2 separate regions of the Homo sapiens genome follow, and region 1 is linked to region 2. A link is an interaction called in ENCODE POLR2A ChIA-PET data of the cell type or tissue named here. Cell type or tissue: OCI-LY7. All regions are shown on one strand. Links, peaks and the distances in the headings refer to the core of each region. The heading gives the core; the rest is flanking DNA. Region 1 overlaps KIF9 (kinesin family member 9). Region 2 overlaps KIF9-AS1 (KIF9 antisense RNA 1).

What was found. ChIA-PET counts read pairs that join two places held together with the same protein. Peaks named below come from ENCODE experiments on the same cell type or tissue, not always from the same donor. Only the 100,000 strongest peaks of a DNase experiment are listed, where the experiment ranks them.
Region 1: POLR2A ChIA-PET joins it to region 2 with 6 read pairs; 9 of 35 experiments call an interaction of 5 or more read pairs at or near these places.

What each region holds. Positions count from the first base shown.
Region 1 is chr3:47,258,513-47,274,937 of GRCh38, reverse strand. KIF9 (kinesin family member 9) reads left to right here. Exons shown (of 21, transcript NM_182902.4): 4 at 1,280-1,386; 5 at 3,477-3,701; 6 at 7,675-7,758; 7 at 7,870-7,962; 8 at 9,061-9,208; 9 at 10,588-10,652. Among named protein-coding and RNA genes, the nearest start is that of KIF9, 16 kb to the left of the region's middle. RefSeq lists an enhancer at 14,160-15,066. In OCI-LY7, for the core only: no CTCF peak of the experiment used is centred there; a DNase peak (open chromatin) is centred at 8,017.
Region 2 is chr3:47,169,540-47,185,964 of GRCh38, reverse strand. All of the region lies in intron 2 of KIF9-AS1 (KIF9 antisense RNA 1), which reads right to left. Among named protein-coding and RNA genes, the nearest start is that of KIF9-AS1, 13 kb to the right of the region's middle. RefSeq lists an enhancer at 10,156-10,215. In OCI-LY7, for the core only: no CTCF peak of the experiment used is centred there; a DNase peak (open chromatin) is centred at 10,144; H3K4me3 peaks cover 1,772 bases; H3K27ac peaks cover 3,285 bases.

The DNA.
Region 1 (16,425 bases), core at 3,400-11,399, 91 kb before region 2:
TGATATTCTAGTATAGGATTGTATAAAAGAATATGTCACAGTTTGTAGACTTTGCCATCTGGTGGCTGCTGACTAGGATGTTCCCTGTTTTGCAAGTTTAGGTTTTATATTTAAAAGTGCATTGAGTGTAGATGCTGTAATTTATCCTGAATGTGATACGTAGGTGTGGTCCCCACTGACTTAAGGAGGTTCTCTTTTGGTTTTCATGATGCTCTGATTGTGACCTTGAGGAGGTGAAGACAGAGGAACTAAGGCCCAGGGAGATGAATAGTCTTGAGCACTGGTGCTGTGGAACCACAAATGGGCTCTGATTTGCAGCTGAAGTGACTCCTTCCTGTTCATTTGTGTTGGGTTAATAGACACCATTTCTGGCTCCAACTCAGATGCTGAATCAGGATCGCTTGTGTAAAACCTGCCACCAGTCCCAAGAACTAGAGTGTCTGTGTGACAAAGGCAAAAAATTTTCACAGCCCAGCATTGCCTGGGCAGATCTGCCATGTAAATGCCCATGGGCAGCCTGTGGGATGGGGTCTGGCTCAGGCTGCCCATGCTAAGGGGAAGAACAGATAGGAGCCGGAGCTCAGGGTGACTGCATGGTTTGTGTCCCGGAGCCTGGTGGTGATGGTAGACCTAAAGGATGTTGAGAAGTGCAATGAAAGTCTTCCCAGGGTGGGCAGTGGACCAGATCAGGGCCTGATCATGGTGGTACATTTCTGGAAGTGACATGGAACCAACTAGGAGCCCTGTTTCATCCTGCAGGAATTTGTAGTCTACAAAGAATTCTCACCCTTGACAGAAAATGCCCTTTCCACTCCATCTCTTCCTGGAGATTTTGAAAGCCCCTCTTTGCCTCTGTGGGGAAGTTGATGCCTCCTGCCAACCCTGAGACCCTGGCAGTTCATAGCTGTGCTAGAGAAGGGCTGGAGTCTAATGCTCCTATCTCCCTCCTCATCTTTTTAGGAAAAGTTCCAGTTCCTCTGTACCCTGAGATTCCCTGTCCTTCTCAGAAGCCCTAGGGCCGGATCATCTCTTGGTGGAGGGAACAGCAGAGCATTGTGGGGACCACAGATTCAGGGCAGATGTCCTTGTTTTGACCACTTTTGTCCCTGTTCCCCTGCCCACCCATCCTCTTCCATGGTGGAATTCCTGATGTTCTTGGCTGCCCCCACTGGCCATCTTCATGCAAAGGGCCCTGGCTGGCACCAGGCATGCTGGGAGAGGGGAGAGTTATCCTTGGAGCTATTTTCCTGGATGTCACCGTGTTTTGAAATGTTTGCAGGCACCATCATGTGTTATGGGCAGACGGGAGCTGGCAAGACATACACCATGATGGGGGCAACTGAGAATTACAAGCACCGGGGGATCCTCCCTCGTGCCCTGCAGCAGGTAGAGAGTGGGCCCAAGGGTGGGATGCCACACAGGTTCCCTCTCTCTGCCATAGATGTTACTGACCCTGGGCCAGCTACTAGAGACAGTGGGGACCAGGCCTCAAAGGAGTTGCAGTGGATACTGGTACTGGAGACAACATACACAGGGCTCTGGAGTCAGTAGAGTCAGGGGCCTCAGGAAACCAGGAGGTTGGGTGTCAGACTCTGAGCCATACCCACACTGAGCCTGTTTCCTCATTTGGGAAGGAGGGAGTCAGGCATGCTAATCAGCCTCTTGCTGCTCCAGTGGTCTGTGATCCTGTAATTAAGGATTTGGAGGTCCTAATCATTCTCTTTCCTGGTTTTAATGAGGGGCATATAGACCCTTGCAGAACTTCCTTACTGGCCTACTCTGGCTTTTTTCACCACCACAGCCCCTGAAAGATCAAAAGCAAGAAGGAGGGCATGACTTGAGCTTTCAGGACTGTGTCAGCCCGGGGGGTCTCAATAGCATAACTGAAGATAAGACAGAAGGGCCTTCCTTTGGGCCCCACTAGCCTGGGTTCTGTAAGGACCCTCTGGTCGGAGGTAGGAGGCAAAAGCTGCCAAGAGGCAGCTTTACAGCCCTGTCCTATAAGAAGTGTTATAGGACAGGATTTTTTGCAGCCCTGTCCTATAAGAAGTGTATACATTCCTCTAGTATGTGAACCATCCATGCTCCTGTTTTTGGAGCAATACCCTTAATATCCCACTGTCAAAGCTTCAGTATCTCAGCATCTTAGACTTTAGTAATCTAGCCCAGTGCCACTAATAGAAATATACTGTAAGTCACATGCAAATTTGAGTTTTCCAGTAACCACATTTTAAAAAGTAAAAATAAACAGATGAAATTAATTTTAATGATATATTTTATTTAACTAAATATATTTAAAATATTTCCGCATGTAATCAATATAAACTTATTGAGATAGTTTACATTCTTTTTCTCATACTAAGTCTTTGAAATCCAGTACATATTTTATACTTGGGGCACATTTCAGTTTAGGCATAAATATTATCAGAAATGCTTGATCTGTATTTAGATTTCATAAAATGTTGAAAAAGTAGATTTACATACCCAAGTTGTTCCAGACATACTTAAAGTTTACCAATAACTGAATTGCATCAGTTTTTAAATCTAACTGTAATTAAAATTACATAAAATTTAAAATTCAGTTCATTTGTACTAGCCACATTTTAGATACTCAGCAGCCATCTGTAACTTGTGTCTACTATTTTGAACAAAACCGGTCTAAATTCTTAGAGGAAGGCAGGACCTCAGGAATTATCCCTTCCTTGATAAGCACTGGGGAGGGAATTAGGAGTTGAGAAGGCTGAGTTCTGGCTTTACTTCTACCCTTACTAGCTGAGTGACCAATAGACAAATTATTTATTTATTTATTTATTTATTTTTTAGATGGAGTCTCACTGTCACCCAGGCTGGAGTGCAGTGGCGTGATCTCATCTCACTGCAAGCTCTGCGTCCTGGGTTCAAGAGATTCTCCTGCCTCAGCCTCCCGAGTCGCTGGGACTACAGGCGCACGCCACCACGCCCAGCTAATTTGTGTAATTTTAGTAGAGACAGGGTTTCACCATGTTGGCCAGGATGGTCTCGATCTCCTGACCTCATGATCTGCCCACCTCCGCCTTCCAAAGTGCTGGGCTCACAGGTGTGAGCCACCACACCCGGCTGACAAATAATTTTATTTTGTAGTGCCTTCCACAAATACGTATTGCTCCTGCACTGCCTCATTCACAGAGATTTATATGTGGATGGAATTAAATAGATTTGAAAGAGGCATATAAATGATGAGACTCTAAAATAAGAAATCCTCACTCCAGAGTCCTTTCCACTCATTATGCCTCTACTTCGTGAGATGGTTTAAGTGTTAGCCAATCTGATGTCAAGCCTCAAAACACTACAAGATGATACTAAATATCACCCAATTCCTTTAGGACAATAATTATTCTATACATCTTGATGTTCCCTTCTGAGTTAGGAAGCCCCCCTTATGCTAGTTGGCTGTTGGGGTTCTGCTCTTGGTGACCGCTGTACAATCTGTCATCTAGGTTTTTAGGATGATCGAAGAACGCCCCACACATGCCATCACTGTGCGTGTTTCCTACTTGGAAATCTATAATGAGAGCCTGTTTGATCTCCTGTCCACTCTGCCCTATGTTGGACCCTCAGTCACACCAATGACCATCGTGGAAAACCCTCAAGGAGTCTTCATTAAGGGCTTGTCAGTTCACCTCACAAGTCAGGAGGAGGATGCATTCAGCCTCCTTTTTGAGGTGAGATAATAAAACCTGAGGGTTCCTTTCCTTCTCTCCCTCCCTGCCACCCTCCTTCTCAGCTTTTCTTTTTCTTTTTCTTTTTCTTTTTTTGAGACAGGATCTTGGTTTTTCTCCAAGTCTGGAGTATACTGGCATGAACATGGCTCACTGCAGCCTCGACCTCCTGGGCTCAAGTGATCCTCCTGCCTCAGCCTCCCAAGTAGCTGGGACCACAGGAGCATGCTACCATGCCCACTTAATTTTTTTTTTTTTTTTTTTGTAGAGACAAGGTCTGGCCATGTTGCCCAGGCTGGTCTTGAACTCTTGGGCTCAAGCGATCTTCCCACTTCGGCCTCTCAAAGTGCAGGGATTACAGGCAAGCTACTGTGTCCAGCTAGTTTTTTACTTACTTTGATTATCAGAATGGAAATTAATATATGCACATTTAGCAAGTTCAGATAGTGCTGAAAAAAAAAAGGAACAAAAAAGAATTTTATTTCCTCTTCCTTTCCTGTTACGTAAATAAAAAGAAAAAATGATTCATGCATAATCTGTTTTTTACATAAGGCAACAATAATGTATATTTTAGCTCATTTCCTTCCAGTCTTTTTTCCTGTGCAGCTTTTTCTTTACATAGTTGAAATGATTCTTATGTCCCTTTTTTCAGTTAAATTATGAGCTCTTGTATGGAAAAAAATAAGGCCGGGTGCAGTGGGTGATGCCTGTAATCCTAGCACTTTGGGAGGCTGAGGTGGGTGGATCACCTGAGATCAGGAGTTTGAGACCAGCCTGGCCAACATAGTGAAACCCCATCTCTACTAAAAATACAAAAAATAAGCTGGGTGTGGTGGCGGGTGCCTGTAATCCCAGCTACTAGGGAGGCTGAGGCAGGAGAATCACTTGAACCCGGGAGGCACTGGTTGCAGTGAGCCAAGATCGTACCATTGCACTCCAACCTGGGCAACAAGAGCAAAACTCCTTCTCAAAAAAAAAAAAGAAAAGAAAAAGAGAAAAATAAGAATTAGCATCCTTACTATACAAAAGCTCTTAGAGCCAGGTGCGGTGGCTCATGCCTGTAATCCCAGCACTTTGAGAGGCTGAGGTGGGTGGATCACCTGAGGTCAGGAGTTCGAGACCAGCTTAGCCAACATGGTGAAACCTCATCTCCACTAACAATACAAAAATTAGGCTGGGCACGGTGGCTCATGCCTGTAATCCCAACACTTTGGGAGGCGGAGGCAGGCGGATCACAAGATCAGGAGATTGAGACCATCCTGGCCAACATGGTGAAACCCCGTCTCTACTACAAATACAAAAATTAGCTGGATGTGGTGGCGCTAACTCCCAACTACTCAGGAGGCTTAGGCAGGAGAATAGCTTGAACCCGGGAGGCAGAGGTTGCAGTGAGCTGAGATTGTGCCACTGCACTCCAGCCTGGCGACAGAGGGAGACTCCATCTCAAAAAAAAAAAAAAAAAAAAAAAAAATTAGCTGGGAGTGGTGGTGGGCACCTGTAATCCCAGCTACTCGGGGGGCTGAGGCAGGAGAATTGCTTGAACCCAGGAGGCAGAGGCTGCAGTGAGCTGAGATTAAGCCATTGCACTCCAGCCTGGGCAATAGAGTAAGACTCCATCTCAAAAAAATAAAATAAAGGCTCTTAGAAACCAGTCAAATGCACTGGCACAGTGGCTCACGCCTGTAATTCCAGCACTTTGGGAGGCCAAGGCGGGTGGATCACTTGAGCTCATGAGTTCAAGACCAGCCTGGGCAACACAGTGAAACCCCACCTCTACCAAAAATACAAAAATTAGCCAGGCATGGGGGCGCATGCCTGTGGTCCCAGCTGCTTGGGAAGCTGAGGTGGGAGAATCACTTGAGCCCAGCAGGTAGAGGTTTCAGTAAGCTGAGATCATGCCACTGCACTCCAACCTGGGTAATAGAGCAACACTCTGTCTCAAAAACAAGAAAAGAAATCAGTCAAGTGTATGTTATTCTTTTAGAAGTCATATAGGCTAGGAACTCTTTATTTTTTTATGCAAGTTCTCGCTGTGTTGCCCAGGCAATGGGCACATGTGCAATGGCTATTCACAGGCATGATCATAGTGCCTTCTCACAACATAGCAACTTACTTCCTCAACGTCAATAGCAGGATCTTTTTTAAAGGGCCAGAAAGACAAGGCAAGGCCAGGCGCGGTGTCTCACACCTGTAATCCCAGAGCTTTGGGAGGCCGGGGCAGGCGGATCACTGGAAGTCAGGAGTTCGAGACCAGCCTGGCCAACATGGTGAAACCCCCTCTCTATTAAAAATACAAAAAAAGAAAGACAAGGCAAGAGGGTACTTCAGAAGGGGGACTGAAGAGTAAAGGTGAATGACCTGCTGTGGTGGCTCATGCCTGTAATCCCAGCACTTTGGGAGGCTAAGGCAGGAGGATTGCTTGAGCTCAGGAGTTTAAGACCAGTCTGAGCAACATGGCGAAACCCTGTCTCTACAAAAAAATATAAAAAATTAGCCTGGCATGGTGGCCTGTACCTGTGATTTTAGCTACCTGGGAGGCTGAGGTAGGAGGATCACTTGAGCCCGGGAGGCAGAAGTTGCAGTGAGCCAACATCACGCCACTGCACTTCAGCCTGGGCAACAGAGTGAGAATGATCTCAAAAAAAAAAAAAAAAAGAAGAAGAAAAATGAAGTGACCCCTTATATTCTTGGTGAGTGTCACTGGATTTGTAGAACAGGCCTGACCATAGACTATAGCCTCACTACTATAAGCTATAGAGGTATGGCCACAGGAGTCTGCTAGGCTTGCTCCACAGCCTCAGGCCTTCCCTCTTCAGCGGGTGCTCTCCTCTCCCCAGGGGGGGCTGTCCCCCACCCTCACTTTGGGGCTTGTTCATAGCACTTCTCATCAGCATTTAAGGAGACATCAGTCTATCCCTCAAGGACCTTTTTCTCCAAGAACAGCCATTTCCACCACACCACCACCCTGTCTCTACAAAAAATTCCTTTTTAAGTATATTCTGGTCATAAGGCCTCCTCCTGTAAATTAGAGGTAAGGGCCTACTGTCCCTTTAAAAATACAAATTACTAGGTCAGGCACAGTGGCTCATGCCTGTAATCCCAGCACTGTAGCAGGCCGAGGCGGGCAGATCTCTTGAACTCATAAGTTCCAGACCAGCCTGGGCACATGGTGAAACCCTGTCTCTACAAAAAATACAAAAATTAGCCAGGTGTGGTAGTGCACGCTGGTAGTCCCAGCTACTCAGGAAGCCGAGGTGGGAGGATGGCTTGGGCCCGGGAGGCAGAGGTTATAGTGAGCCGAGATCGTGCCACCACACTCTAGTATGGGTGACAGACTGAGATGCTCTCCCAAAAAAAAAAAAAAAAAGGAGAACACAAAATAAATAAAAATATAAATTATTATTTTTATAGTAATACATGCTCACTAAAAAAAACCCACAAAACTGTATAAAAAAGATAAAATAACCTATAAACCCCAACCCAGAAGCAACTATTATTAACATCTTATTAGCAGAATTCTGCTTATTTCTTCTATGAATGCTTTTGCATTTCTTAGATCAGCTATAATATGATTTTGGATTCTACATTTCTCTCTGTTATTAAAAACTATGTGTCAGCATTTTCCTGGCTGCCCAATATCCCACTGTATACATAGATCATTCCCAAATTGTTGGACATGCAGGTTGATTCTGATTCAATATTCATAAACATTTTTAAGGCTCTTGATTTTTATTGTCACTTTGCTTTCCAGAAAGCTATACCAATTCACACTTCCCCAGCGGCGGGTGAAAGTGTAGATGTGGACTCCAATTTGACTCCCTTTCTATTAGTTTATAAAAGAGGTTTGCCTGGAAGGCCCAGCTGATCGCAGTGATATGAGACCACTTGTGTAGCTATTGGTATAATTGAAAAATGACCCAAGTGCCTTGTCGTTTTAGTTTTTCGAAATGTTGCCTATGATTCCCTTCCTCTTCAGGGTGAGACCAACAGGATTATAGCCTCCCACACTATGAACAAAAACTCTTCCAGATCACACTGCATTTTCACCATCTACTTAGAGGTAGGTGCAAGCTCTTTGATCAGCCCAGGCGGGGCAGTCAATTCCCACGGGGCCTGCTCAGTCAGAAACTTCTCCCTGTGACAGTCTAACTTCTGCTTGGATGTTTTGTAGGCCCATTCCCGGACCTTATCAGAGGAAAAGTACATCACTTCCAAAATTAACTTGGTGGATCTGGCAGGCTCAGAGAGGCTGGGGAAGTCTGGGGTAAGTGATGGGGGCTGGAGGTTGCTACTCAATAAACCACAAGCCCTTTTTCTGGCACAGTGCCTGCACATCTGGGCCATGACTCATTGGATATTTGTGAACACAGTCCTGAGCTAGGCGAAGTGGGACATGTGGGCTTGCTGGAGGGACAGGATTTGCAAAAAGGGAACGGCTATTACCTGGGGGCGGTTCCTACCTCAGAGGATTTTTGTAAACATTAAATGAGATAGTGCCCTCTACATTCTTAGCAAAGTGCCTGGCACTCAGTGCTCAGTAAATATTCCTTGCTGGTATAGCATTTCTCTGTGTGTGTTTTTGTTGTTGTTGTTTTGAGACACAGTCTCGCCGTGTCTCCCAGGCTGGGGTACAGTAGCACAAATACAGCTCACTGCAGCCTTGACCTCCCAGGCTCAAGTGATCATCCCACTTCAGTGTCTCAAGTATCTGGGACCACAGGTATGCACCACCATGACCAGCTAATTTTTAAATTTTTTTGTAGAGACGGGGTCTCGCTATGTTGCCAAGGCTGAACTTGAACTCCTGGGCTCAAGCGATCCTCCTGCTTTGGCCTCCCAAAGTGCTGGGATTACAAGTGTGAGCCACCACACCTGGCTTCTTTGTGAATGAATATGAGTATTCGTATGAGTATTTGCATGAGTATTTCAAATAAATATTTGTATGAGTGTATTAGCAGAAGTATTAACAAGAGTATTCAGATGAGCATTTGTATGTGCATTCATGAGTGTTTGTGTGAATATTCACAGGATTCTTTGCTCAAATATCTAGACAAGTATTTCAGTACATATTCATATTAGTGTGAATCTTTGAGTGAATGTCCATATGAATATTCATGTAAGCATTCACATTCGCATGAGTATTCACATGAGTGTTCACATGAATATTTCTGAGTTTTGGTATTACCATTATTAGCCCAAGATGGAATACAATCGCATGACATTGAAAGAAGACCCTGGTTCTGGGAAGGAGGCGCTGACCTGACCACAGACTTATAGCATTTCTCCAGACCAGGAAGACTGCTATTCTTAGTGGGGCAGCTGCTTTATTCCATCCAAAGTGGAACTGACCTTTGCTTTGTAGTCTGAGGGCCAAGTCCTGAAGGAAGCCACCTACATCAACAAATCGCTCTCATTCCTGGAGCAGGCCATCATTGCCCTTGGGGACCAGAAGCGGGACCACATCCCCTTTCGGCAGTGCAAGCTCACCCACGCTCTGAAGGACTCGTTAGGTGAGGGGGTACAGTTGCTGCCCAGGGAGGAGGGTCTGTGTCTTTGGGGAGGGACAGGTTTGGCACATCTGCCACTGGTGATGATAGAATTGCTCCCTCCTGGTGGCATGGATTCACCTGCAGCACATTCACAGTGACTTCAGACACCTGGAAAGGCAGAATCAAGCACTGTGCCCAGAACACACTATGCTATTCACTCCTCAGAACCTTCCTTAGGCTTTTTACCTGTGCTAGGAATACCTTCTCTTTTCCTCTTGTCCTGAGGAGACAGCTGGCAGAATCCTTCACAGCCTGAAGACTTGGGGCGAGGGCCTCTCTCCCATGGTGTCTTCCCTTCCCCTGCAGCCTCCTGTACAGAGCAGCGGGGGCTTTGTCTTATCATCCCCATAGCCCTAGGCCTTTGTGTTGAGCCTGACAACACAGTCACTAGTGTCTGATTGTTAACTGAGTGCCACCCTGAGCAAAGCTCCAACTCATACCTCCCTCTCCTGTCCCTGCCCCTCCCTGCCCTGTATCATCTCTCCTCTGCTGTTTTCTCCTGGATCCTCTTTTAGGTACATGTGGTGGCCTCTCTTTCTCTCTTCCCCTTACCTCCCAGCCTCACAGATGTGTGTGTCCTCTCTGACCCTGTCTCAGTTCAGGCTGCTATAAGAAAATACCATAAACTAAGTGGCTTAAACAATAGACATTTATTTCACATAGTTCTGGAGACTGGAAGGTTCAAGATTCAAGTGCCAGCAGATTCAATGCCTAGCGAGGGCCCTCCTCCTGGCTTGCAGATGGCTACCTTCTCGCGTATCCTCACATGGAAAGAAAGAGAGGGTTCTGGTCTCTTTCCTTATAAGGACACTAACCCCATCATGGGGGCCCCACCCTCTGACTTCAACTAAACCAAATTACCTCCCCCTCCCCAAGTCCTCCATCCAGATGCCATCACGTCGGGGTTACAACTTCAACATATGAATTTTATAAGGACAAAAACATTCAGTCTTGACCAGGTGTGGTGGCTCACACCTGTAATCCCAGCATTTTGGGAGGCTGAGACAGGAGGATCGCTTGAGGCCAGGAGTTCAAGACCAGCCTGGGCAACATAGCAAGACCTCATCTCTACTAAAAACAAAAAAAATTAGCCAGGTGTGGTAGTGTGCACCTGTGGTGCGAGCTACTTGGGAGGCTGAGGCAAGAGGATCACTTGAGCCCAGGAGACTGAGGCTGCAGTGAGCTGTGATTGTGTCACTGCACTACAGCCTGGGTGACATAGTGAGACCCTGTTTCAAAAAAACAAATAAAAAGCATTCAGTATATAACAGACCCCATCAACTCCTTTGGAGCAGAAAAAACACATGGTTCATAGCCCTTCTGTGTCTTGCTTTCCGCAGGGGGAAACTGCAATATGGTCCTCGTGACAAACATCTATGGAGAAGCTGCCCAGTTAGAAGAAACGGTATGTAAAGACAGTCAGTGAAACCAGGCTGGAATCCCCCTTCATGGGTGCCAGGGCAGGGTAAGGCTCCAGGCTGGCTACCCTGGCACAGTGGCCATAGACATTGTCAAGAGTGGAAGGATCCAGGGGTGAGTCTGAGCCACAGTTGCTGAGGGGGCCCAGAGCTAGGATCCACACACCAAGCACTAAGCTGTGCGGAGGAAAAGGGCCAGCCAGCAGGCAGGCTCAGCATGGGAGACTGTGTGAGGAGGGAGGCTGAGAGCCAGCTTTGTGAAGACAAGGACCATGTTTCCTGGGGTGCTGCTCCTGGAATTGGGATCAAGAAGGATCGTTGGTGACTTGTTCTTTATAATCACACATGTTTAAACATCTTGAAAACCCCACAGGGTTCCAGGCTGTGGTTATAAGGCCAGTATGAGCAGATGGTATTAAGCACCTGCCATGTGCACCATGGTAAGCAGGAGTAACCTGGTAGAAATTAGTCTTAAATGCCCTTGGGCCTCAGCATCCTCAACCCAGAAAGAGAGAGAAGCCATGGTCCTAAGTAACGTGAGGCCCAGAGGGAGGAGACCTTCAGAGGAGGCCAGGATGGGGGTGATGGGGAACTTTTCCTGAAGCTGGAGTAGGGAAAGATGGGCACTGAGCTGGCTGGGGTTAAAGGATGGGTGGTAGGATAAGCAGAGGTATTCCTGGCAGAGGTAATAGTGGGACTGAAGATGTGACCCACACCAGGAACATCTATCTACTGCGGGGGGTGGGGGCTCTCAGCAAGAAGAAGAAAAGAAATCACAGGGGCTGAATCGGCTCTGGTGTCCTGGCTGAGGCCTTGGCTGTTTTCCTGCAGGTGGCTGGAGCTGTCACAGGGTTTGAGTAGGGGAGGGCTGTGGCCAGAGGTGGGATTAGTCAGGGAGATTATCCAAGTGGCAGGACACAGGTGGCCTGGGGAAGGGAGAAGCTTGTGAGAATTAGAGGCAGGAATAAAGGTCTAGCCCAGTGACACAGGTGAGTCCACACAGCTGAGCACCTCCAGCTTGGGGCTTTCCCAACCTTCCTCTGAAGTGCCACCCATCATAAATAAGACAGATTAGGGGCCGGGCGTGGTGGTTCACGCCTGTAATCCCAGCACTTTGGGAGGCTGAAGCGGGTGGATCACCTGAGGTCAGGAGTTCAAGACCAGCCTGACCAACATAGTGAAACCCTATCTACTAAAAATACAAAAATTAGCTAGGCATGGTGGTGCATGCCTGTGGTCCCAGCTACTCGGGAGGCTGAGACAGGAGAATCGCTTGAACCTGGGAGGCAGAGGTTGTAGTGAGCTGAGATTGCACCACTGCACTCCAGCCTGGGTGACAGAGTGAGATGTCTCAAAAAAACAAAACAAAAAAACCCCACAAAAGACAGATTAGGAAAGCTATCATTAGACATTTTACTTTTCAAGTGTGGATGTTTAAGGCAAGCTTCAGTCACCTGGAGAATCTACTTAGGAGAAACAGATTATTTCCAAAGATGCTTCAGGGCAAGACATGCCTGCAGGGTCTCGCAGCTGTGTGCATTAGGGACTGTCCCAGCTTCCAAGGAGAGTGCTCCTGTCGTACATCCAGCACCCTGGGACTTGGGAGGCAGGGGAGGAGAGCTCCAGCTGACGTGCAGGCAGCATCCCCAGAGGAAGGCTTCTGGAACTTCTTGGTCTCATGGCATAAAATGCATGGTTGAGGCCAGGTGTAATGGCTCATGCCTGTAATCCGAGCACTTTGGGAGGCTGAGGTGGGCAGATCACTCCTTGAGGTAAGGAGTTTGAGACCAGCCTGGCCAACATGGTGAAACGCTGTCTCTAGTAAAAACATAAAAATTAGCAGAGTGTGGTGGCGGGCGCCTGTAATCCCAGCTACTTGGGAGGCTGAGACAGGAGAACCCTGGAGGCAGAGGTTGTAGTGAGCGGAGATTGGGCCACTGAACTCCAACCTGGGTGACAGAGCAAGACTCCATCTCAAAAGAAAAGAAAAAAAAAAAACAAAAAAACCCCGCATGGTTGAACCCAAGAAGAGCCATAAGAAATGGGCCTCCTGGCTGCCTTGTTAACAAAGATGCCCTCCAAGACAGTAGAAGCTCCCTGTCTCCCTTTATCCCCACCTCCTGTGATGGTTACAGCTCAGGAAACAACTCCTGGTACCCGCAGTCTCCGGGGGCTTGTGCCCATATACCACTTGGGTTCTCTGCCCAGGACGGAACCCAGAGCTCAGAGGAGCTGTTGGAGGGGTCTCAGGGGTTTGGGACAAAGGTATATTGGGGGTATGGAAGCTAATGATTGTCTCTTCCAAATGTGTTGAAACTTTAAAACTATTCTCATCATGGATTGTATTGCTTTATGCAGTGACACTGTACATGTGTGCTGAGTAACCACAGGGATGGGACATGGCCATACTTGCGGCTGTACTTGGAGTAGGAGAGTCTGACTTGGCCCTGCATAGAAGCAACACCACCTGTAATGACAGAGACGTCTTCTTGAGGGCTCGCTGTGAGCCAGCTCTGTACAGAGCGCATATACACCTTATCAAGGCAGCTCTCCCTTCACCTTACAGAGAAGATGTGAGATCTGTCAGTGGTCCTGCAGGGGGTCAGTGGCTGAGCTCTGAGCCACCAGAGTAGACTGCCCAAGGAAGAGCCCTTTCAGTCTTTCCTCTGGCCCACTTAGGGGCCAGCCACTCCTAGACTGCTTCCTCATTTCAGGATCATTCATTGAGAGATGAGACAGCCCAGCATGGCCTGAGGCAAGAATCTCTGGGCCTGCCTCCTGAGGCCCCTGGCTGTTCGTCACTGCCAAGGAGGAGCTCTCCACCCCTCAGCTAACATCCAAGCAATGAGGCATGGCATCTGGGCCTGCTCCCATAGCTGCCTCATAGGCCTCCAGCCATAATTATCCTTGGCTGGCTCCCCCTCCAGAGAGACTCTGCTGCGACCCCCCAGGCATCACTCTTAGTGTCCCGGGGACCCCAGAGTCCATTTTGGAGCATGCTTCTATGCAGAGATTTATCTTTCCTAGTGGTCTCATTTTACCTATTTTGCAAATAATCTCTATTCACAAGCAATGGGCCAAAGACACAGAGGCCAGTCAGCACACACACACACATTTTAGACCTCTGCTGAGTTGAATTTTTGGCCTTGTTACTGAGTAGCAAAGGCTAACGAACATTCCAATGCTTCCCTCCTTTCAGGTTCAACATTTACCAAACACCTACCACTTGCTGGCCTTACCTGAGAAACTGATTCCCCAGGCCCATGATTCCTCAAGGCCTTTCTCAGTTCCACTGCCAGTACCACTGAGCCTCCTCCCAGAGCACCCTGTCATTGTCTCAGTCCACCTGAGATGTTGACCTGGCTCTCGCCTCCCTCACACTTGGGGCGTACTGTCCCTCCATCAGGATGCACTTATCCCTTCCCCATCACCTGGCAAACTACTCCTCTGGCCCCTCCCAGGCCCCACCCAGGCACTAGGATGGGTTTCCTATTGGTCCTGCTCCCAGCTGTGAAGAGCACAGACTTGGGAGCTGGAGTGCCTGAGTTGAATTCCTGTGTGGCCACAGACCAGCTCTGTGGCCATGGGTGGGTGCCTTGACCTCCCTGTTTTTCAGTGTCCTCGTCTATAAAACTGGGTTGATGATACGTCTACCTTACAGGAAGTTGCGAGGATTAAATGAGCAACCACACTTCTACACTTAGAACAGAGCCTGGCCACAGCAAGCGCTGTGGAAGGGTTGGCCCTATCATAACTTGGCATGAGCTTACCTGTAGGGGTGGGTTGCCCCTACACACCTGTGGGTGTTTCTCGTAAGGTGGGACGAGAGATTTGGAAAAGAAAAAGACACAGATACAAAGTATAGAGAAAGAAATAAGGGGACCTGGGGAACCAGCGTTCAGCATATGGAGGATCCCGCCAGCCTCTGAGTTCCCTTAGTATTTATTGATCATCTGTGGGTGTTTCTCGAAGAGGGGGATGTGTCAGGGTCACAAGACAATTGTGGGGAGAGGGTCAGCAGACAAACACGTGAACAAAGGTCTTTGCATCATAGACAATGTAAAGGATTAAGTGCTGTGCTTTTAGATATGCATACACATAAACATCTCAATGCTTTACAAAGCAGTATTGCTGCCCGCAGGTCCCACCTCCAGCCCTAAGGCGGTTTTTCCCTATCTCAGTAGATGAAGCATACAATCGGGTTTTATACCGAGACATTCCATTGCCCAGGGACAGGCAGGAGACAGATGCCTTCCTCTTGTCTCAACTGCAAGAGGCATTCCTTCCTCTTTTACTAATCCTCCTCAGCACAGACCCTTTACGGGTGTCGGGCTGGGGGACGGTCAGGTCTTTCCCTTCCCACGAGGCCATATTTCAGACTATCACATGGGGAGAAACCTTGGACAATACCTGGCTTTCCTAGGCAGAGGTCCCTGCGGCCTTCCGCAGTTTTTGTGTCCCTGGGTACTTGAGATTAGGGAGTGGTGATGACTCTTAAGGAGCATGCTGCCTTCAAGCATCTGTTTAAAAAAGCACATCTTGCACCGCCCTTAATCCATTTAACTCTGAGTTGACACAGCACACGTTTCAGAGAGCACGGGGTTGGGGGTAAGGTTATAGATTAACAGAATCTCAAGGCAGAAGAATTTTTCTTAGTACATAACAAAATGGAGTCTCCTATGTCTACTTCTTTCTACACAGACACAGTAACAATCTGATCTCTCTTGCTTTTCCCCACACTTACCTACCCATTATCTGCCCCTTCTCTCACAGAATGAAGGGCTGAGCAAGCTGAGGCCACTCTGGGAGGTCCAGGCCCCAGATGTTGGATGCAGGGTTAGACATGATAGCCATAAGCCTTGCTGAAGGGAGGCTGAGAGAGCCCAGTACGCCTCCTGTCCTGACATGGCCTTGTGGCTTGGCAGCAGAGAGGTCCCTGAGGGAAGTGTATACAGGGGACAAAACTGGTAGGAGCCCATCTCTGTGCTGGCAGTGAAGCCTTTCAGCCCAAACCTGTGGAGACTCCCTGTGGATGGTGGGGAGGACACTTGACTAAGGCTGGTGGGCAGAGTCCAGGCTTCATTAACAGATCGGTCACGCCCCAGAGCAGCCTTTCTTAGCATGTGTGGCTAGAGGCCCCTGCCTCCAAATGCAGCAGAACTACCCATTCCCACCCAGACTGCTGAGTCTATTCATCAGGGGGCCTGAGCATCTGCCCTCCCAGGAATGGCTCAGGGGTGTCTTCACAGGGTAAAGTTTGAGCAGACGCTGCTCAGGGGCTAGACCTGCACTGGCCACTATGGCAGCCACTGGCCACATGTAGCTATGGAGCACTCAGATGTGGCTGGTCCTGACTGACATATAATGCAAGTGTAAAATGCACACCAGATTTCAAAGACCCAGCACCAAAAAAGAAGGTGTATTAGTCCATTCTCACACCTGAGACTGGGTACTTTATAAAGAAAAGAGGTTTAATTGGCTCATGGTTCCACAGGCTGTACAGGAAGCATGGCAGCATCTGCTTTGGGGGCGGCCTCAGGGAGCTTTTACTCATGGTGGAAGGCAAAGCAGGAGAAGACGTCTTACATGGCAGGAGCAGGAGGAAGAAAGTGAGGGGCAGGGAGGTGCCATATGTTTAAATGACCAGATCTCATAAGAACTCACTCACTACCATGAGAACAGCACCAAAGGGGAAGTCCATCCCCATGATCCAATCATCTCCCACCAGGCCCCACCTCCAGCATTGGGGATTATATTTCA
Region 2 (16,425 bases), core at 5,633-13,632:
GGGGTTTCACCATGTTGGTCAGGCTGGTCTCAAACTCCTGACCTCGTGATTCACCAGCCTTGGCCTCCCAAAGTGCTAGGATTACAGGTGTGAGCCACTGGGCCCAACCCAGTAAAATTTTTAGGGTCCCAGTAATCTGGGACATTTCCTCCAAAATAAAAAACAAATTATTGCATCTTCCACTTTCTACCACCAAGAAGAAAGCACCAGACATTGTCATAAACACTCAATATGCTCACTCTTTTTAACTTCAGCTACTCTAATAGGTGTGTAGTGGTATTTGTTCTGATTTAAATTTGCATTTCCTCTATGACTAATGATGTTGAGTATCTTTTTATTTGCCATCAGTGCATCTTTGGTGAAGTTACTGTTCAAATCTTTTACCCATTGCAATGGACTGTTTGTGTCCCCTCAAAATTCATATGTTGACATCCTAATCCCCAAAGTGATAGTATTAGGAAGTAGGGCCTTTGGGAGGTATTTGGGTCATGAGGGTGGAGCCCTTGTGAATGGGATTAGTACCCTTCCTTTAAAAAGGAACCCTTATAAAAGACTACACATTGGGTGCAGTGTATACAGTCTGGGTGACGGGTGCACCAAAATCTCACAAATCACCACTAAAGAACTTACTCATGTAATCAAACACCACCTGTTTCCCAATAAACTATGGAAATACATTTTTTTAAGTTAGAAAATAAATAAAAAATAAAAAGGAACCCCAAGCCAGGTGCAGTGGCTCACACCTAGAATCCTGGCACTTTGGGAGGTTGAAGTGGGAGGACTGCTGGAGGCTGCAGTTCAAGACCAGCCTGGGCAACATAGTAAGACCCCATCTCTATTATTAAAAAAAAAGAGGCCAGGCGTGGTGGCTCACGCCTGTAATCCCAGCACTTTGGGAGGCTGAGGTGGGCGGATTACGAGGTCAGGAGATCAAGATCATCCTGGCTAGCACAGTGAAACCCCATCTCTACTAAAAAATAGAAACAATTAGCCAGGCATGGTGGCAGGCGCCTGTAGTCCCAACTACTTGGGAGGCTGAGGCAGGAGAATGGCGTGAACCCAGGAGGCAGAGATTGCAGTGAGCCAAGATCATGCCACTGCACTCCAGCCTGGGCAACAGAGCGAGACTCCATCTCAAAAAAAAAAAAAAAGAAAAGAAAAGAAAGGGGGCTGGGCTCAGTGGCTTATGCCTGTAATCCCAGCACTTTGGGAGGCTGAGGCAAGTGGATCACCTGAGGTCAGGAGTTCAAGACCAGCCTGACCAACATGGTGAAACCCCCTCTCTACCAAAAATACAAAAATTAGCCGGGCGTGGTGGTATGCACCTGTAATCCCAGCTACTTGGGAGGCTGAGGCAGGAGGATCGCTTGAACCTGGGAGGCGGAGTTTGCAGTCAGCCGAGATCGTGCCACTGCACTCCAGCCTGGGTGACAGAGCGAGAGTCCATCTCAAAAAAAATAATAATAAGAAGAAAGGGATCCCAGAGAGTGTCTGTTTCTGCCATATGAGATACAGTAAGAACATAGTAGTCTGCAATCAGAAGAGGGCCCTCACCAGAACATGAACATGCTGGCACCAAAATCTCAGACTTCCTAGCCTCCATAGCTATGAGAAATAAATTTCTGTTGTTTAAGCCACCCAGTCTATGGTAATTTGTCATAGCAGCCTGAACCAACTAAGAGTTGTGTGAACATATTTGTAATAGCTGCTTGGAAGTATTTGTATGCTAGGCCAGGTGTGGGGGCTCCCGCCTATAATCCCTGCACTTTGGGAGGCTGAGGTGGGTGGATCACTTGAGGCCAGGAGTTTAAGACCAGCTTGGCCAATATGGCGAAACCCCATTTCTGCTAAAAATACAAAAATTAGCTGGGTGTGGTGGCGCATACCTGTAATCCCAGCTACCTGGGGGGCTGAGGCACGAGATTCATTTGAACACAGGAGGTGGAGGTTGCAGTGAGCCGAGATTGTGCCACTGCACTGCAGCCCAGGAAACAGTGCAAGATGCTCTCAAAAAAAAATAAATAAATAAATAAAAGGCCCGGCGCGGTGGCTCACGCCTGTAATCCCAGCACTTTGGGAGGCTGAGGTGGGCGGATCTCAAGGTCAGGGGTTCAAGAACAGCCTGACCAACATGGTGAAACCCCCGTCTCTACTAAAAATACCAAAATTAGCCGGATGTGATGGTGTGCACCTGTAATCCCAGCTACTCAGGAGGCTGAGGCAGAATTGCTTGAACCCAGGAGGCGGAGGTTGGCAGTGAGCTGAGATTGCACCTTTGCACTCCAGCCTAGGCGACAGAGTGAGACTCCGTCTCAAAAACAAACAAACAAAAAAAAGTATTTGTTTGTCTACTAAAGTCAACATCTGGGCTCTTCAAAGGCAGTTTCTATTACCTGTTTTGTTTTCTCCTGTGTATGGATCACACTTTCATGTTTTTTGCTCATCTTGTAACTTCGTGTTACAAAGTGGACATTTTAAATAATATATTGTTAGGCCGGGCATGGTGGCTCACGCCTGTAATCCCAGCACTTTGGGAGGCCGAGGCGGGCAGATCACGAGGTCAGGAGTTTGAGACCAGCCTGGCCAACATGGTGAAACCCCATCTCTACTAAAAATACAAAAATTAGCCAGACAGAGGTGGGAGTTGTAGCTCATGTGAGTCAGGGAACCAAGTTCCAGCCCAACTTGGTCTTCTTCATACCCTGTTCCATGATTATGACTTGATAAAAAAAAAGAAAAATATAAATCTTTTTTTTTTTTTTTTTTTTTTGACAGAGGAGGCTGAGGCAGGAGAATTGCTTAAACCTGGGAGGTGGAGGTTGCAGTGAGCCAAGATCATCCCACTGCACTAAGCCTAGGTGACAGAGCAAGACTCTGTCTCGGAAAATAATAATAATAATAACAATAATAATATATTGTAGCAAGTCCATGTCCTGATCTCTATTCCCACTCTCTCCCACCCACCACCCTCCCCTCTAGACTTTTGCTGTTGTTTCCTTGTTTTCTTCTGTTAACCAAAAGGAAAAAAACTGAGGAAAAATTAACTAAGTACAGAGTCTGTTTGGGCCAAGTTAATGGACTACAACCCAGGAGCACAGATTCAAGTTGCCCTGAATATACGCTCTGATTAACAGCAGTTATAAGTGGGTTTTTAAAGGAATATAGAAGAGGCAATTTCTAAGTTGCTTATCAAGAATTTATGTTAGGGCCGGTCATGGTGGCTCACCTCTGTAATCTCAGCACTTTTGGAGGCTAAGGTGGACAGATTACCTGAGGTCAGGAGTTTGAGACCAGCCTGGCCAACATGGTGAAACCCTGTCTTTACCAAAAATACAATTACTGGGGCATGGTAGCATGTGCCTGTAATCCCAGCTACTCAGGAGGCTGAGGCAGAAGAATTGCTTGAACCCGGGAGGCGGAGGTTGCAGTGAGCCGAGAATGCAACACTGTACTCCAACCTGGGCAACAGGATGAGACTCTTGTCTCAAAAAAAATAAAAAAAGAATTTATGTTAAAGTAATATAAGCTATTGATTGGCTGTACATTGTTCTTTATATCACAAATTCCAGGAACAGGAAGATAATGGCTGAGGCTGGGCATAGTGGCTCACACCTGTATTTTCAGCACTTTGGGAGGCTGAGGCAGGTGGATCACTTGAGCCCAGGAGTTGAGACTAGCCTGGGCAACATGGGGATACCCCATCTCTACAAAAAATACAAAAATTAGGGCCGGGCACGGTGGCTCACACCTGTAACTCCAGCACCTGAGGTCAGGAGTTTGAGACCAGCCAGTCCAACATGGTGAAACCCTGTCTCTACTAAAAATACAAAAATTAGCCAGGCGTGGTGGCATGCACCTGTGGTCCCAGCTACTCAGGAGGCTGAGGCAGGAGAATTGCTTGAACCCAGGAGGTGGAGGCTGCAGTGAGCTAAGATGGTGTCACTGCACTCCAGCCTGGGCAACAGACTGAGACTCCGTCTCAGAAAAACAAAAGGAAAATTTGCCAGGTGTAGTAGTGCATGCCTGTAGTCTCAGCTACTCAGGAGGCTGAGGCAGGAGGATTGCTTGAGTCCAGGAGGTCAAGGCTGCAGTGAGCTGTGATTGCACAACTGCACTCCAGCCTAGGTGACAGAGTGAGACCCTGTCAAAAGAAAGATAAAAAAAGATAATGGGTGAGGCAGTCAGGAACCTACAGGGAAGAAAAGAAATAACAGGCCAGGCACGGTGGCTCACATCTGTAATTCCGGCACTTTGGGAGGCTGAGGTGGGAAGATCACGAGGTCAGGAGATTGAGACCATCCTGGCCAACATGGTGAAACCCCGTCTCTACTAAAATACAAATAATTAGCCGGGTGTGGTGGTGCACACCTGTAGTCCCAGCTACTAAAGAGGCTGAGTCAGGGCAATTGCTTGAACCTGGGAGGTGGAGGTTGCAGTGAGCCGAGATCACGCCACTGCACTCCAGCCTGGCAACAGAGCAAGACTCTGTCTCAAAAAAAAAAAAAAAAAAAAAAGAAAGAAAGAAATAACAAAATGCCTTTAAACCATTGTCCCCAGGCATGAGTGCAGGAGTGTGTGGCTGAAGTCCCATATTCATGTGTTTTTTTTTTTTGTTTTTTTTTTTTTGAGACAGGATCTGTCTCTGTTGCTCAGGCTGGAGTGCAGTGGCGCGATGTTGGCTACTGCAACCTTTGCCTCCCCAGCTCAAGCAATCCTCCTACCTCGGCCTTCTAAGTAGCTGGGACTACAGGTGCATGCCACCATGCCTGGCTAATTTTTTTGTGTTTTTTTGTAGAGATAGAGTTTTGCCATATTGCCCAGGCTGGTCTTGAACTCCTGAGCTCAAGTGATCTGCCCACCTCAACATTCCAAAGTGCTAGGATTCCAGGTGTGAGCCATGGCGCCTGACCACTCATGTCTCTTTGTGCCTGATAAGTTTTGCATACCTCATGTACCTCAGACTGCTCTGATTTTTTTTCTCATTTCTCTCTTTTGATTGAAACCTTTCTCTTCTGAAAGCATTGATGTTCAACATTTTAGATGTATGTTTCTCCCATGTAGCTGGGAAGGCTCATTCCCAGGTAACCTTGTTCCATGTCAGAGGAAGAGAGGAGAGGTATTGTGGCTTATGAACTTAGTGATGTCTCAATGCTGAATTGATTAACAAAAAAAAGAGACAGAGCAATGGGACCTTGGTCAGGCCATCCGCTTACAAGGAAGCTGCAGAATATTGGATTCTTTCTAAGCATCTAACTATCATAATTCATTTTCTGTTGTTGACCTTAGTTATCTAAAAGTACAAAGCATAATCAGCTTAAGAATAAAAAATATGATGCAAATAAGGACAATTATTGACAAAACAACTTGAAATCCAGGTCTGAAAAGTGTTCTTATTTCTAAAAGTACCAGGCCAGGTGCAGTGGCTTATGCCTATAATTCCAGAACTTTGGGAGGCCAACGCAGGAGGATCACTTGAGGTCAGGAGTTTGAGAATAGCCTGGGCGACATAGAAAGATCCTATCTCTATAAAATAAAAATAGGCCAGGCTCAGTGGCTCACGCCTGTAATCCCAGAATTTTGGGAGGGCGAGGCGGGCGGATCACGAAGTCAGGAGATCGAGACCATTTTGGCTAACGTGGTAAAATCCCGTCTCTACTAAAAATACAAAAACAAAATTAGCCAGGCATGGTGGCAGTCGCCTATAGTCCCAGCTACTCGGGAGGCTGAGGCCAGAGAATGGCATGAACCCAGGAGGCGGAGTTTGCAGTGAGCCAAGATTGCACCACTGCATTCCAGCCTGGGTGACAGCAAGACTCTATCTCAAAAAAATAAATAAATAAAAATAAAATAAAAAATTAGCCAGGTGAAGTGGCATCCACCTGCAGTCCGTTACTCATGGGGCTGAGGCAGGAGGATCACTCAAGCTCAGGAATTTAAGGCTACAGTGAGCTATAATCATGACACTGCATTACAGCCTGGGCAACAGAGCCAGACTCTATCTCTAAAAAAAATTTTTTTAAACAAATAAATGTAACCAAATAAATATTTCATCTATTCCTTGTACTAGTCTGAAAAATAAGGTATTGAAGATCTCTGCTGTTGAAGATGCCCACTGAGGCAGGGCTGCCTGATATGGTTCCTTCTAACATGTTGGAAAGAGTCCCCTATTTGATGTTTTTGTATTTAAAAAATCTCCAGGTTGGAGACTGTGATCTTTGATGGTCTTATATTCTGGGAGCTCACTGTTAAAATAATCCTTAGGCTGGGTGTGTGGCTCGCACCTGTAATCCCAGCATTTTGGGAGACCGAGGCAGGTGGATTACTTGAGGTCAGGAGTTTGAGACCAGCCTGGCCAATGGTGAAACTCTGTCTCTACTAAAAATACAAAAAATTAGCTGGGTGTGGTGGTGTGCGCCTGTAATCCCAGCTATTCAGGAGGCTGAGGCAGGTGAATCGCTTGAACCTGGGAGGTGCAGGTTGCAGTGAGCCAAGATCGCACTACTACATTCCAGCCTGGGTGACACAGCGACACTCCATCTGGAAAAAAAAAAAAGAAAAATCCTTCATTAATCCTTAATTTTAGTGAGAAGCTTACAAGCCCTTAGCAAAAACAAAGAATATCACCTTTAAGGAAAGCTGGTTCATAGGCTCCTTCATCCTAGGCACATGGACCTTCCCATTACTATTTCAAAGGGAGAAAGAAACCTGATGTTTTCCAAACCAGGTAGAATGTAAGTCAAGCAAATGGAAGAGCCTTAAGCCAGGGAAAGTTAAAAGTTTGCATAAGCTTTGCCAATTGATTCTTTTATTATCTGATTTGTGTTTTCCACCACTCTGGAAGACTAAGGGTGGTATGTACAATGGAAATGCTGATCCATCTTATTGATTGATTGATGGAGTTTTGCTCTTTCACACAGGCTGGAGTGCAGTGGCGCCATCTCAGCTCACTGCAACCCCTGCCTTCCAGTTTCAAGTGATTCTCCTGCCTCAGCCTCCCGAGTAGCTGGGATTACAGGTGCCCGCCACCACACCTGGCTAATTTTTGTATTTTTAGTATAGATGGGGTTTCACCATGTTGGCCAGGCTGGTCTCGAACTCCTGACCTCATGATCCGCCCGCCTCAGCTCCCTAAGGTGCTGGGATTACAGGTGTAAGCCACCGCGCCCAGCCAACCCATCCAATTTCAATCAGCTTTGATGACACAAGATAAGCTTTCTAGAGACTTTTATAATTTCTTACATTTTTTTCCCAATCTCTTTCTTTCCTCAACTTTCTATATCCATTCAGTTTTGTTTTGTTTTTTTTTTCCTGAGATGGAGTTTCGCTCTTGTTGCCCAGGCTGGAGTGCAATGACACGATCTGGGCTCACCGCAACCTCTGCCTCCCAGATTCAAACGACTCTCCTGCCTCAGCCTCCTGAGTAGCTGGGATTACAGGCATGCGCCACCACGCCTGGCTAATTTTGTATTTTTAGCAGAGACGGGGTTTCTCCATGTTGGTCAGGCTGGTCTCAAACTCCCGACCTCAGGTGATCCGCCTGCCTCAGCCTCTCGAAGTGCTGGGATTACAGGTGTGAGCCACTGCACCTGGCCTCCATTTAGTTTTATCTATCATTCTTTCTTATCCTTTCAACTTAAAATAATCTTTAGGAATCTCTAGACAAAAGTACTTTTCCTTTAAGAAAAACTACATTCTCATGCCTTCTTTATAATCTTCTTTACCAAAGACACATTTGGTTTTTAAATGCTGTGTACACAGAATTGTTTCTCTTATAGCTAGAAATTTTTTTTGTTTGTTTTTGAGACAGAGTCTTGCTCTCCCAGGCTGGAGTGCAGTGGCGCAATCTCTGCTTACTGCAGCCTCCACCTACTAGGTTCAAGCGATTCTCCTGCCTCAGCCTCCCAAGTAACTGGGATTATGGGATTACAGGCACCTGCCACCACTCCCAGCTAATTTTTTTATTTTAGTAGAGACGGGGTTTCACCATGTTGGCCAGGCTGGTCTTGAACTCCTGACCTCAGGTGATCCACCTGCCTCGGCCTCCCAAAGTGCTGGGATTACAGGCACGAGCCACCAGGCCCAGCCTAGTAGTTTTAATATATATATTTACTATAATTTTAACTTTTAGTAACCTAATTTCTAGTGAAAAACCTAGAAAGTAATTTTGAACTTTTTTGTCAATATTTGTAGATGAAAATTACTTCATAATTTTTTAAAGATGTTTCTTCCATTTTTATTAACAGATTGAAATATATTTAGCTTTGTTAAACCATAAAGACAACAAAGTATATAAGCTTAAGCTTAAAAGACTAAGTATCATTAATATTGATTAATATTTTATCCCAGAGCTTGGGCCACTAGCTGTAACCTGCCCTGCAGCTGGTAGGCCTAGGCAAGCCACTGTGCCTGGCCTGGTTACCTTTAGAAACACTTTTTTTTTTTTTTTTTTTTTTTGTGACAGGGTCTCGCTCTGTCACCCAGGCTGGAGTGCAGTGGCACAGTCTCGGCTCACTGCAGCCTCTGCCTCCCGGGTTCAAGCGATTATCCTGCCTTAGCCTCCTAAGAAGTAGCTGGGATTACAGGCATGCACCACCACACCTGGCTAATTTTTGTATTTTGAGTAGAGACAGGGTTTCACCATGTTGGCCAGGCTGGTCTTCAACTCCTGGTGTCAAGTGATCCACTCACCTCGGCCTCCCAAAATGTTGGGATCACAGGCGTGAGCCACGCCTGGCCAGAAACACTTTTCAGATACGGATTTCAGATTGTTTTGTTAATAATTGTCCTTATTTGCATAGTTTTTGCTTTTTGAGACAGGGTCTCACTCTGTTGCCCAGGCTGGAGGGCAGTGACACAATCTTGGCTCACTGCAACCTACACCTCCCAGGCTCAAGTGATCATCTGACCTCAGCTTCCCTAGTAGCTGGGGCTATAGGCGCATACTACCACACCCACCTGCCATTACACCTGGCTAATTTTTTATATTTTTTGTAGAGACAGGGTTTCTCCATGTTACCGAGCTGGTCTCCTGGACTCAAGCGATCTGCCCGCATCGGCCTCCCAAAGTGCTGGGATTATAGGCATGAGCCACTGTACCCAGGCCGTATTTTTTATTCTTAAATTGATTATGCTTTATATTTCTAGATGTCTAAAGTCAACAACAAAAAACTAAAAGATTAAATTGATATCTCAGCATTTTAACTTACTTAGAAATGACTCAGACACTTTATGATTATCTATTACATAATTTAACATAACATTACTTCAAGATACACAGTTCAAAGACATATGCATGCTATGGACATACATATGTCTTCAAAGGTCTCACCATGGTCACCTGTCCAGGTCCCAAAATATATATATATATTTTTGAGACAGAGTGTCACTGTGTTGCTCTGGCTGGAGTCCAGTGGCATGATCTTGGATCATTGCAAACTCCACCTCCCGGGTTCAAGTGATTCTCGTGCCTCAGCCTCCCAAGTAGCTGGGATCACAGGCATGTGCCACCACACCTGGCTAACTTCGGTATTTTTAGTAGAGGGGGGTTTCGCCATGCTGGCCAGGCTGGTCTCAAACTCCTGATCTCAAGCAATCCACCCACCTTGGCCTCCCAAAGTGCTGGGATTACAGGTGTGAACCACCACTCCTGGCCTGAACCACTCTCTTATGTGTCTCAGACTGCCTCTAATCACCAGGTAGCAGTAGGGTTCTCAAGTTATCAGGGTTACCAGTTCCTTATTTATGCCTTTCTGGATAAGTAAGTGTCCCTAAAATGTTCTTTCAGTGAGGAATGCCCTGTAAGTCTGCTTTGTGTCCTAGGCAACAGTCCTGACATCTCTGCAGTCTCTAGTCACCTAGACCAGCTGAATGGTTCAGACAGAGTCATTGTCTCATCTCTTCAGGGTAATATAATTCACCCTCATGCACTCTTTGGTTTTGAAATAACAGGAATTGGTCACAAATGAAAAGACAAGTCTGAATTATAAGAAATAGAAAGCAGTTGCAATTTCAAAGGCATGCTAGGTAGTTTTAGGCTATAAGAAGTGAAACCACTTGTATTAGTTCTTTCTTACATTGCTATAAATAAATACCTGAGACTAGGTAATTTATAGACAAAAGAGGCTTATTTTGCTCACGGTACTGCAGGCTGTACAGGAAGGATGGCAGCATCTGTTTCTGAGAAGGTCTCAGGAGGCTTTTACTCATGGTGAAAGGCAAAGCAGGAGCCGGCATTTTATATGGCAGGAGCTAGACCAAGAGAGAGGGTGGGGAGGTGCTACACACTTTTAAACAACCAGATGTTGTGAGAACTCACAAGGGGGCATGGTACTAAGCAATTCATGAGAAACCATCCCCATAATCTAATCACCTCCTACCAGGCCCCACTTCTAACACTGGGGATTCGACATGAGATTTAGTGGGGACACAGACCCAAATCATATCATTCCACCCATGGCCCCACTAAATCTCATGTCCCTCTCACATTGCAAAATACAATTATGTGTTCCCAATAGTCCCTCAGAGTCTTAACTTATTCCAGCATTAACTCAGAAGTCCAAAGACTCATCTGAGACAAGGCTAGTCCCTTCTCCCACCTCAGCCTCCCGAGTAGCTGGGACCACAGGCGTGTGCCACCATGCCCAGCTAATTTTTGTATTTTTAGTAGAGATGGGGTTTCACCATGTTGGTCAGGCTGGTCTTGAACTCCTGATCTCAGGTGATCCACCCGCCTTGGCCTCCCAAACTGCTGGGATTACAGGTGTGAGCCACTGCACCTGGCCTGGTATTTTACGTTTAATGTATTGTTAGATTTATCAGGCGTGGTGGCTCATGCCTACAGATGTGATTACAATCCTAGCCTTTTGGGAAGCTGAAGTGGGTGGATCACTCGAGCCTAGGAGTTTGATACCACCCTGGGCAACATGGCAAAACGCCATCTCTACAAAAACAAAAACAAAAAGAAAAAAACAACCAACCAAATCAAACAAAACAAAACAAAAACTAGCTAGGCGTGGTGGCTTGTGCCTATAGTCCCAGCTACTCAGGAGGCCGAGGTGGGATTCCTTGATCCCAGGAGGCGGAGGTTACAGTGAACCATGAGACTCGCTCTGGCCTGGGTGACAGACCAAGACCCTGTCTCAAAAAAAAACAACAACAAAAAAACAAGGCCGGATGCAGTGGCTCACGCCTGTAATCCCAACACTTTGGGAGGATGAGGCGGGCGGATCACTTGAAGTCAGAAGTTTGAGACCAGCCTGTCCAACATGGTGAAACCCCGTTTCTACTAAAAATACAAAATTAGCCAGGCGTGGTGGGGCATGCCTGTAATCCCTGCTACTCGGGAGGCTGAGGCAGGAGAATCACTTGAACCCAGGAGGTGGAGGTTGCAGTGAGCCGAGATCATGCCATTGCAGTCCAGCCTGGGCAACAGGAGCAAAACTCCGTCTCAAAACAAACAAACAAATATAGATATATAGATAGATGTGGGGGTGGGGGAGACAGTTGGATTCAATTTGCTAAAATTGTGATTAAACATTTTGTATCTATGTTAATGAAGGACATTGGTATATAGTTTTTTTCTTATAGCATCATTTTTTTTTCTTTTTTTTGAAACAGTTTTATTTTGTCACCCAGGCTGGAGAGCCGTGGCGCCATCAGCTCACTGTAACCTCAAACTCCTGGGCTCAAGGGATCTTCCTACCTTAGTCTCCCAAGTTGTTGGAAAAATAGGTGCACACCACCACACCCAGTTATTTTTCCAAATTGGCTGTATAATTTTGCATTTCCATCAGCAATGTATGAGGGTTCCACTTGCTCCAAATCCTTGTCAATATTTGGTATTTTCAGTTTTTTTTTTTTTTGAAATGGAGTCTTGCTCTGTCACCCAGGCTGGAGTGGAGTGGCATGATCTCGGCTCACTGTGACCTGTTGTTGACCAAATACACACATTGAAAAATGTAATTCAAGAGTGGGATATCAGATTCTTGGCTTATAACTAATGATCAAGATTGTACAATGAGCAATAGTCAGATTATTCCTTTCAATGGTTCTTATGGCATCTAAATTACTGATTAATCCATCAATCAATCATAAATTGTGATTAAAATTATCAAATGAATTTTCAGCATTGAAAACTGTTGTGTGAAACATGTCTAACCAGAGAAGTAACATCCTATAAACACTACTTTAGCTAAATTGTTTTAAAGTATTATAAATAAAGTGAATTTCAGAGTAAAAATAAGGTACGTTTTCTGAGCAATAATCAATAAGTTAATCCATAATTTCTTAATTTGCAAATTTGTTTCTTATTTCAGGATTTGGAATATAGTGTGAGGGTTTTGTTTTGTTTTGTTTTGTTTTTTTTAAGACGGAATCTTACTCTGTTGCCCAGGCTGGAGTGCAGTGGTGTGATCTTGGCTCACTCAACCTCTGCCTCCTGGGTTCAAGTGATTCTTCTTCCTCAGCCTCCCGACTAGCTGGGATTACCAGCGCGTGCCATGCCCGGTTAATTTTTGTATTTTTAGTAGAGACAGGGTTTTGGCATGTTGGCCAGGCTGGTCTCAAACTCCTGACCTCAGATGATTCGCCTGCCTTGGCCTCCCAAAGTGGTGGGATTATGGGCGTGAGCCACTGCGCCCGGCCTAATTTCTTAATAGATATCTAAATACATATGCATATACTTATTATGTATTTATTTATTTTTTGAGACATGGTCTTGCTCTGTTGTCCAGACTGGAGTGCAGTGGCGCGATCTTGCCTCACTGCAGCCTCCATCTCCTGGGCTCAAGCAATCCGCCCACCTCAACCTCTTGAGTAGCTGGGACTATAGGTGTATGACCCTATACCCAGCTAATTTTTTATTTTTAGTAGAGATGAAGTCCTGTTATGTTGCCCAGGCTGGTGTCCAACTCCTGAGCTCAAGTGATCCTCCTACATCAGCCTCCCAAAGTTCTGGGATTACAGTTGTCAGCCACCATGTCTGGCAAACTCAATTCTTTTTAATGACAGTATAATACTCCTCTGTATGGATGTTCCAAAATATATTCACCCATTCCCTTATTTATGAGCATTCACTTCATTTCTCCCACCACAAATTATACCATTAATTTGTACATTTAGTCTATGTACGAGTGCTTTTATTTCCGTGAACCAAAATTTTAGAAATAGAATTTGCTGGGTCAAAGGACGCACACACATAGTTGTTACGGAATAATAAATAGATATAAATAACATTCATTACATCTAGTGTAGACAAAATAACAAAACAAATATCTGTCCACTTACTAACTAGTTTAAGAAATACAAATTTACCTGTGCTCTGAGGCCTCCTGGGTGTCCCCTATATAATCCCTTTTCCTGTTCAGAAAGGAAAACCAAACCAAACCAAAACTATCCTAAAATTTTTCTTTACCTTTCTCTTGGTTATAGTTTTACCATATTTCTCAACACCATCTGTTGTTTAATTTTGACTCTTAAAACTTTACATAAATGGAAAAACATTCTATGCCTTTTATTTCCTGTTCATTATTATGTCCCCAAGACTTTACCATTTTGGTAGGCATAGCTGAAAATTTCAGTTATGGCCAGGCTTGGTGGCACATGCTTGTAATCCCAATGCTTTGGGACACCAGTGTGGGAAGATCACTTGAGGCCAGGAGTTCAAGACCAACCTGGGCAACATAGCGAGACCCTGTTTCTAAAAAAACTAAAAAACAATTATACATCAGCACCATAAGACAGGGGAAAAAAAAATCCAGGCATGGTGGAGTACACCTGTGGTCCCAGCTACTTGGGTGACTGAGGTGGGAAGATCGCTTGAGCCCAAGTGTTTGAGGTGATACTCCTGCCTCAGCAACAAATGCAAAACCCTGCCTTTTAAGCTGTTTAATAGTAGTTCATTATATATACTATAGTTGATAGACATTTGCCCATTTGCCAATACTGCTACAGACATTCCTAGACATGTCTTTTGGTGTATATTTGCAAGAGTTTTAATTTGTATATCTAAGAACAATTGTTGGGTTTTAAGATATGCCCATATGCAACTCTACTAGGTAATGCCAACCAACTTGTTTTCCAAAATGATTGTATCAATTAACACTCTGACCAGCACCCTGATTTCCCTGAAACAGCTTTTCAAATGTTTCCTGGACATTAATTTTTCCTCTTCTGAGGTATTTACCAATTTAAAAAGCTGGGTTGTCTTTCTCTTATTCACTTACATTAGTTCTATATATATCCTAGATCAGTGCTGTCCAAGAGAAATAAAATGGAAGTCACAAATGTGATTTTAAATTTTCTAGAAGCCACATAAAGAGGTGAAATGGTTTTTTGTTGAGACAGGATCTTGCTCTGTTGCCCAGGCTGGAGCGCAGTGGCATAATCTCAGCTCACTGCAAACTCTGCCTCCCAGGTTCAAGCGATTCTCATGCTTCAGCCTCCCAAATAGCTGGGACTACAGGTGCATGCAACCATGCCTAGCTAATTTTTGTATTTTTAGTAGAGAAGGGGTTTCACCATGCTGGCCAGGCTGATCTCGAACTCCTGACTTCAAGTAATCCGCCCACCTCAGCCTCCCAAAGTGCTAGGATTATAGGTGTGAGACACCATGCCTGGCCTTTTTTTTTTAAAAGAGACAGTCTTGCTTTGTGATCTAGGCTGGTGTACAGTGGCAAGATCATTGCTCACCGTAACTTTGAACTCCTGGGCTCAAGAGATCCTCCCACTTCAGCCTCCTGACTAGCTGGGACCACAGGCATGTGCCATGATGTCTGGCTAATTTTTTTGAGATGGAGTCTTGCTCTGGCTGGAGTGCAGTGGCGTGATCTCGGCTCACTGCAACCTCCGTCTCCTGAGTTCAAGTGATTCTCCTGCCTCAACCTCCTAAGTAGCTGGGATTACAGGCACATGCCAGCATGCCCGGGTAATTTTTGTATTTTTAGTAGAGATGGGGTTTTGCCATGTTGGGCAGGCTGGTCTTGAACTCTTGACCTCAGGTGATCTGCCCATCTCAGCCTCCCAAAGTGCTAGGATTACAGGTGTGAGCCACCGCACCCAGCCAATTTTTTTGTATTTTAGGTAGAGATGGGGTTTCATCATGTTGTCCAGGGTGGTCTTGAGCCCCTTAGTTAAAGCAATTCACCTGCCTGAGCCTCCCAAAGTGCTGGGATTACAGGCGTGAGCCACCATACCTGGCCTAAGTTTTATTTTCTTGTCCATTTTGCACTCTTTAAAACTGAAATGTATTCCCCCTGCCTCAGCCTCCCAAGTAGCTGGGACTATAGGTGTGCACCACCACAGCTGGCTAATCTCTTTTGTTTTTTGTAGAGCTGGGAGGGAGTCTGGCTATGTTGCACAGGCTGGTCTTAAACTCCTGGTCTCAAGCAATCCTTCCGCCTCAGCATCTCAAAGTGCTGGGATTACAGGCGTGAGCCACCATGCTCGGCCTTTTTTTTTGTATTTTTCTTTATTCTATTTTCTTCTGTTAATTTGGAAAAGCAGTTACCCTACATATTTTATCTTATACACTTAAAAGAGTAAAGGTTAAAGTTAATCAATATTTTTACCCACTTCCCAAACAATACCAGGACCTTGGAAAACTTCAACTCCAACCATCACTCCACTCATCCTGCTTCTAAATATATGACTTTGTTGTCCAGAGTATCAGTTCCATCTTGCTTTACCTTATTAACCACACAAATTACTTACTATTACTTTGTATGGTAAAAAGTTTTTAGTTTTAACCACTTATTTACTAATATTTTTATCATTCCTTCTTGTATAAGGGATCATTTCTTTCTTTTTTATAAAATTATTTACTATGTAAAATTAAAAAAATTTTTTTTCAGCACCTGACACTCCCAGTGTGGGCTGAGATGCTGAGGCTAGGATCATTTCTTGTTGGTGGCAAACTCCAGATTTTTTTGTCTGAAAATGTCTTGAAACAGATAACCTGGCTGAAATCCTGGTTTTATCATTTCTTAGTCATGTGACTCTAGATATGCACCATAACCTCTGGAATCATTGGTTTATTCATCTGCAAAACTGGTAATCTTGAGTACATTCATTCTCTGCTGGGTAAGACAAGTTTGGGAGGGAAGATGCACTGAGAAGCTCCTGAGCAGATGAGTTCTCTAGAAGAACGCCAAGATCCAAAGCAAAACAGAATAAAAGATACACCATAATCACCTCTCTGAATGTTTGAAAACTGTAGGGAGGCTGGGCGCCGTGGCTCATGCCTGTAATCCCAGCACTTTGGGAGGCTGAGGCGGGTGGATCACAAGGTCAGGAGTTCAAGACCAGCCTGGCCAAGATGGTGAAACCCCGTCTCTACTAAAGATACAAAAAATTAGCTGGGTATGGTGGCGCGCGTCTGTAATCCCAGCTACTCAGGAGGCTGAGGCAGGAGAATCGCTTGAACCCAGG